2 separate regions of the Homo sapiens genome follow, and region 2 is linked to region 1. The links are chromatin contacts, found by Hi-C or POLR2A ChIA-PET in ENCODE. All regions are on one chromosome and are shown on one strand. The core of a region is the stretch at or near the end of the contact, and the rest is flanking DNA. Distances in the headings are between cores, read along the strand shown.

What was found. Hi-C counts contacts between places; a loop is a spot of excess contacts on that map. ChIA-PET counts read pairs that join two places held with the same protein, here RNA polymerase II (POLR2A). Pooled maps may share reads with other maps.
Region 2: a loop to region 1 is called in a map of PC-3, with 5 times the contacts of the local background. The contact joins two enhancer-like sites. A Hi-C loop is called at or near these places in 6 of 168 maps with a recorded cell type or tissue (CD4-positive, alpha-beta T cell, CD8-positive, alpha-beta T cell, PC-3 and 3 more), 22 of 37 single-sample maps with no recorded cell type and 15 of 50 pooled maps. POLR2A ChIA-PET finds 5 or more read pairs at or near these places in 3 of 52 experiments (GM12878, activated T-cell and activated naive CD8-positive, alpha-beta T cell).

What each region holds. Positions count from the first base shown.
Region 1 is chr7:17,184,243-17,187,375 of GRCh38, forward strand. All of the region lies in intron 1 of LOC107986772 (a long non-coding RNA gene), which reads left to right. The region is part of intron 6 of LOC101927609 (a long non-coding RNA gene); the gene reads right to left. Among named protein-coding and RNA genes, the nearest start is that of AHR, 110 kb to the right of the region's middle. RefSeq lists an enhancer at 1,680-1,749. Within about 2 kb of position 1,614, at least 2 of the 41 ENCODE cell types and tissues checked have a DNase peak (open chromatin) inside an H3K27ac peak, as active enhancers do; they include PC-3, where a contact is called at or near this core.
Region 2 is chr7:17,232,537-17,235,669 of GRCh38, forward strand. The region is part of intron 6 of LOC101927609 (a long non-coding RNA gene); the gene reads right to left. Among named protein-coding and RNA genes, the nearest start is that of AHR, 65 kb to the right of the region's middle. RefSeq lists enhancers at 1,571-2,770, 1,876-1,925, 2,076-2,335. Within about 2 kb of position 1,680, at least 15 of the 41 ENCODE cell types and tissues checked have a DNase peak (open chromatin) inside an H3K27ac peak, as active enhancers do; they include PC-3, where a contact is called at or near this core.

The DNA.
Region 1 (3,133 bases), core at 364-2,863:
TGTGATAAAAAGCAATCCTCTAAGCAAAGTTGGGCAAAAACAATTTTTGAGAACAAGAAAGCAGGTCAATATGAAATGAATATGTTATACTCAGAAATGGGATCTGTGAGTTCTTGTAGTCTCATTTAACAAATGTCTTTTTGATAGGCTTAATTATAAATCAATAAAAGTGTTAAAGAGGAAATCCCTGATGCTTAAAAAAATTATTTGTTGATTTAATGTAATTTGTCGTTAAAATAATTGCCTCTAAAGATAGTATATCAAGCACACTAATGAATTAAAAATGAACTTAGCAGTTAAACAAATTTTCATGTAAAACATTAAATCTATTTTGAAAATTCACACATTGCTAGATTCAATTTAAAAATTAACCTCAAGCCAGTTTAGAGATGTATGTACTGTAATTTATGTATTATAAAAGTTATAATGTATATTTGCAACAATTCATTTGGGACTATAAATAACCATAATGGCACCAAGAAAAAAGGTGACATCTGAAATTTATTTATCTAAATGATACAGATTTCTAACAATGTAAGATCATTTAGGTTGTCTCCAAAGACAGAAGTAATACGCAACTATATTGGATTGGATGTGCTAAAGACAGCTGAGAACTAAATATCTGCCATTAAGTCCCCAGAGCTCATATCAGAAATGGCATGTTGTCCTCATAGAGATGTGGACTCAACGGTTTGGTAAATATTTTTATGTACATGTAGACTCAGAGGGGACATTTGGCAGTCATGCTGGCAGCTTATTTTCAAATAGTCCAAAGAGTAAAGGAATGTTTATTTTGAAATTACTTTTCGGTTTAAGTACTTTAAAGCCTAGTGTTACCCAATCAGAAGTATGTGTGTGTGTTGAATTTAAAGCAATACATTAAACCTTCTTTTCTTTCTAGAGTAACAGAACTAACAAACATTAAAGGTGTCTTTTGCTGCCACTTTAAGGCTGTTTAATTAAAATTAGAAAGACAATTAATGGGGAAATAAACCAGCATTCACAGAGAGAGTGCAGGCCTGCCAAAGTGAAAAGGTTTTATTTAATAAGGAAATAGGGAAACACCTAAAATCGGTTGTTTATTTCCATTGTTCCTGGAAAAGAATTAAGATTTGGGATTCCAAATACCATCAGAAATGACTGCCTTTGGGGTATTGTTGCATAAGGAAAAGGCTTAAATATCTAAAAATTAAATCCCATTGTCAGATGCATAACAATAAACAATGAGAAGGTTAAAAATGACTATGCTTTTTCAAAGAGCTGAATCTCTGCCATGGCCAATAAATTAGATTACTCATTTCTAAACTACAATTATCTAATGTTGCAGGAACTGACATTTACTTATAAAAGGAATACTTAGTAATGATGACAAAGTAATGATGCTCTCTGGACTAGATTATTGTATGATTTTTATGCTTCCTGATAATAGATATATGATTGTTTTATCATTACTATGTATTTTTGGAGTTCTTTAGTACTTTCATTTAAAAAAAAACTTTCAAGTTCCAACAAAATAAAAAATAGGTCATGGCTTTCTCCGTGCTTTCTTCAGTTTCCAAGAGTGTATGTCTAACATGTGATTTGGTCGGACTGGCCTCCTGTGGACTATCTTTGACTGACTCATATGGTTCATTCCACTTCCCCTTCTTAAGGGTAAGGTTCATATCTTTAAGCAATTAGAAAAAAAAAGCCTACCCTGTTGAAAATAAAACTTACGTTTGAGGTAACACATTAAGACTACACTGCAGTAGATTATAGCCACTTATTCAATCAAAAGCATACAGTATGGCTTTTAACTCCTACTCTGTTTTGAGGCGGGGAGGTGAAGCAACCAGGATATATTAAATAACTATACCAGAGAGAAGAAAATGCTGCAAAAATGAGAGAATAAGACAGAAGGCAAACTTTCTAAACTTCTCAGCTTCGCTGTGAATTGGCTTTGCTTGGATTGTAACTGGGAGGAAAACTGAAAAGGTTAATGGTAGTAGGTTTCTTCCTTGAAGCTGACAAGATTTACACTTTTTAAGAAAAGGATTTATACTTTTAAAGAAAAGCAAAATCTATAAAAAGGGGCCTCATTTCTCAGATGTGGTCTTTGAGATTATCCCTCTACACTTGGCCTGTCTCTATCTTTGTCTCCTAATTTTCTAAACGCAGAAGTCATCCCTATTAAGCCCTCACATGTCTGCTCAGCCCTGGCCTGCATGTCCTGTCTCAGGGTGACAGGTTACTAAGGGCTAGAGAAAATATTGGGAGTATATCCAGTAGTTCAGACACACAGCCTTACAAGCATTCTTTTTGTGGGTTCAGCCCTGGCCCTGTTGACCCTCAAGTGTCCAGCCCTGGATCCTGGTTTTGAGTCCCAGCTCTGTCACAGATTCTTAGCACTGTCCTGGCCCCACCACTTACACGGCTCTGCAGCAGTACCCTGAAAACTGCTGGCTTTTCTCTCTGACACTAGTGCCTTCTCATTTAGACTTGCTTTTATCTCATGTTCCAATCATGACTGGCTTGATAATATGAAACTTACAGATCCTCAGATCATCTCCTTATCCTGGCTCTGCTTTCTGGACACTTGGCTCCATGGTTCCCTCTACTTGGCTTCTCCTTTGTCCATCCATTTTTCAACTTCCACCAGCTTCAGGGGTCTGCCCAGATTCCCGACCTCTATCCCCATCCTGATATCTCCTGGCCAGGACATGTGGGACCACACTGCCATCACCTGGGACCTTTACACCTTGTTTTATCCAAGTAAAATAGAAGTAAATAGGTTTTTTGTTACTGTTGTTGTTGTTGATTATTAAAGTTTCATATTTTATTGACATACTAAGATTGGCTTTAAGTCATTAAATCATAAATCTTTAACAAAGATGATAGAAAATTCAAGTTATAATGATACATCAGGATCAAACGGAATTTGCCCCAAATGGTTCATACATGTTTAATATGTTTTTCACTTAGCTCTAAGCCATCAGTTTCAGTCATGTTTTCTGGTAGGAGAAAAGGAATCAGCTTTATTACATGACAGGCTCACAGAGTCATCAAATAAGTCATCTGATTGGCTCTTACTAGATATATACTGTAAGGTCTGATTAGGAGCACCCTGCCTGCCATCAAGTGGGTGGGGGAGAAG
Region 2 (3,133 bases), core at 430-2,929, 48 kb after region 1:
GAAGTCTGGGCTTTTAGTCTACCCATCAACTTGAATAGTGTACATGGTGCCCAACAGGTAATTTTTAAGAAACAGACATTGCAGCAGATATTTGTTGGTTCCATTGAGAGGTATTGGGACAATGAGAGAAAAAAAAAACACATCTTAATCTTTTCACCAGCTAATCCTGACATCAGATTTTGGGAGACTTTGTTATTGCTGTTCTTTGTTGAACAAATAACTCTTTAATTTACGTGCATCAGACTTATGTCACGATGACCTTTTGCTTCTTTATCCAATAAGGAATTTTGAGCACACTCTTTTCTACATGGCATTATAAGGCACACATATGCAATGTTTATTTACTATGTTACATTTTCTAGTGATGCATTATTTTAGATTTTTATCTAACAATTATCATAAGGTGCAAAATGGAAGATCTTTAACAAAAAGTTATAAACAACTACCATATGCCAGGGACTGTGTAAAATGCTGGAAATACAATGATGTTTTTTTGGAAATATGAATCTGGATCCCAGGAATTATGCAGTATAAAAAAAGAAAAAATACAGGCACACAGGATGAAACAGACAAAATATAGCATTATAAAGGCAACATCATAAATATGAACAGGAGTAGAGGTCCTACATAAGAACTGCTTTTAAGTCAGTGAAGACTCAAGACAGCAGGCGATATCTGAATTTTGTGTTGAGGATAAATAGGAATCAATCACATAGGAAGAGAGGGAAGACATTTCAGGCTTATTAAAGCCTATGCACCAAGTCACAGAGGTGTGGAAAAATAATACGAATTCAAAGCTACAAGTAACTAACTCTATGATGCTCAAGTACAAAGAAGAACAATGAGATGAGGCCACCAAGTGCTTTGCATCCCATAAGAAGCTTGGATTTTAATGTTCTAAAAAATAGGAGACCTATAATAAATTTTAAGGTAGAAAGAGATGACAAGATCAGACTTGCATTTTAGAAAAATCAGTGTGTATTACACATAATACTTAATACTTTTTAATAGTAAATTTAAATTTATGATCTTATTCAACCATATTGCCTCTTCAAAGAGAAGAAGAGCTATAATGTTATATAAATCTAAGCATAAAAAATATCAGGCATCCCATACCTCTCAGACAAGGCTTTATGTAAGAACAGCTGAGAGCTTCCTTCTGCCCTCATGAAACCATAAAGAGAAAATGTGTTATCTTAACAGGGAAAACTTTCTTTTACATTTTCTAGGAAGACTCACAGCCAAATGAAAACAGTATATTCCTGGAATGCCTTTAACTGTCTTGTCGTACCAGGACTTCTTGCTGAGAGAGTTCCTGCCCCCTGTAAACACAGAACATGCTTGTCTGTGCTTTTAACTTATATCCTGTATATGTCTTCCTGACAACTATCCATACAAGCGGCTTTCATTCCCTGTTTCCAGATGAGAATTGAACTCAATGCACATATTGAAAGGAAAGAAACCTAGGTTTTATATATGGAAATATCCACTCATGATTGGTGCCTTCTTATGGATACTTAATAGTACTGATATTTTTATGTTGCTTGATAAAAGATGATTGTCAAAAGAGATCCACACAGACAGTGGCTATAAGAGTGAAGCTGCACAGGTCCCTTTGTAGCAGTCAGTCTCTCTCCTACTCCCTGTCTCATCTCCTTCCCCTGCCACAAGGACCCAGAGAAGCAGGCAGGCTGGCAGTGTGATGACGGTATCTTACCCTGGCTCTGAGGTTGACACAGATTTCACAGGTCACTTCTATCACTGCAAAAGCACATTGGTCTGGAGTTTATGAAGAACATACAATTTCTGTTGGCATGTTAGGTACATTATATAAAATGCCCCGCATAAAGAAAGCAGTGTAGTTAAAAGCAAATGAAAGATAAAAAGAGTAACAACGTGGTTTCTCAGTATTTCATGGTACCGGTAGATATGACCTTCACAGACAAACCTAAATCTTTCTTATGTAACTGACATTTAGTCCGTTAGCCATTTTTAATAAAAGAGTAGAGAAGTTACTCTACTGCGGCTTTTGCTGGTACTTTTTATAGCCGTCGTGTGGTAGGAAGTAGGCCCCAAGTTCCCTTGGCAACAAGTAGAGTAGAAGCGATACACAGAAAACTGAGTCATCGGTGAATCATCTGAGGATTTCTGTTTCCAATCCTTGGAAATAATTTACCGATTGTTTTTTATTTGTGCAGTGTTTGCTGACTCTGAGTGGACACCTCAGAAACTGTAACATCTTTGGTCAATTTGGTCAATCGTTTAAGAAACATTCTGGATGCTCCAAGTAGACCTTAAGATTGATATCCAAACAAAACAAACCTCTGCTTGCTTTAAGATGACACTCACTCCCCATCTGAGGAGGAACAGATAAGTGAGTCAAGGTATTGGCAATGGGGAAGTCCCCTTTCTACAAAGAAATCTGATGTCCCCAGAAAAATGTTTCATGACATTGTCACATTTAAAATGTTAGTCACAACAAATTTTCAGACACCTAAAAAGAGAACAAATATGGTCTCATACATTTTCTCTCTCTCACTCTGTCTGAGACTTATGTTCATCAGTTACTCAATTCCCCCATTTTTTTTTTTACAAATACATCTCTTATATAATCCCTTTATCTCCACAATTGTTGCTTCTACCTTATATCAAGGTTTACCATTTCATTTATCTAGGCTCAGATTGTCCTTTACTTCATTGCGTGTACAAGGAGAAAGAAAAAACCTCCCCTAAAAATGCTTTTTGGCCAGGTGCGGTAGCTCAAACATGTAATCCCAGCACTTTGGGAGGCTGAGGTGGGTGGATCACCTGAGGTCAGAAGCTTGAGACCAGCATGGCCAACACGGCGAAACCCCATCTGTACTAAAAATGCAAAAATTAGCTGGGTGTAGTGTTGCACTCCTGTAATCCCAGCTACTCAGGAGGCTGAGACAGGAGAATCGCTTGAACCAGGATGTGGAGGTTGCAGTGAGCAGAGATCATGCCACTGCACTCCAGCCAAGGCAACAGAGTAAGACTCAGTCTTCAAATAAATAATTAAATAAATAAATAAATAAATAAATAAATAAAATAATGCTTTTCATCTGCCACCAGGGACCTAATCAAAACTCTTTAATAGTTCAATGGCTTCTTG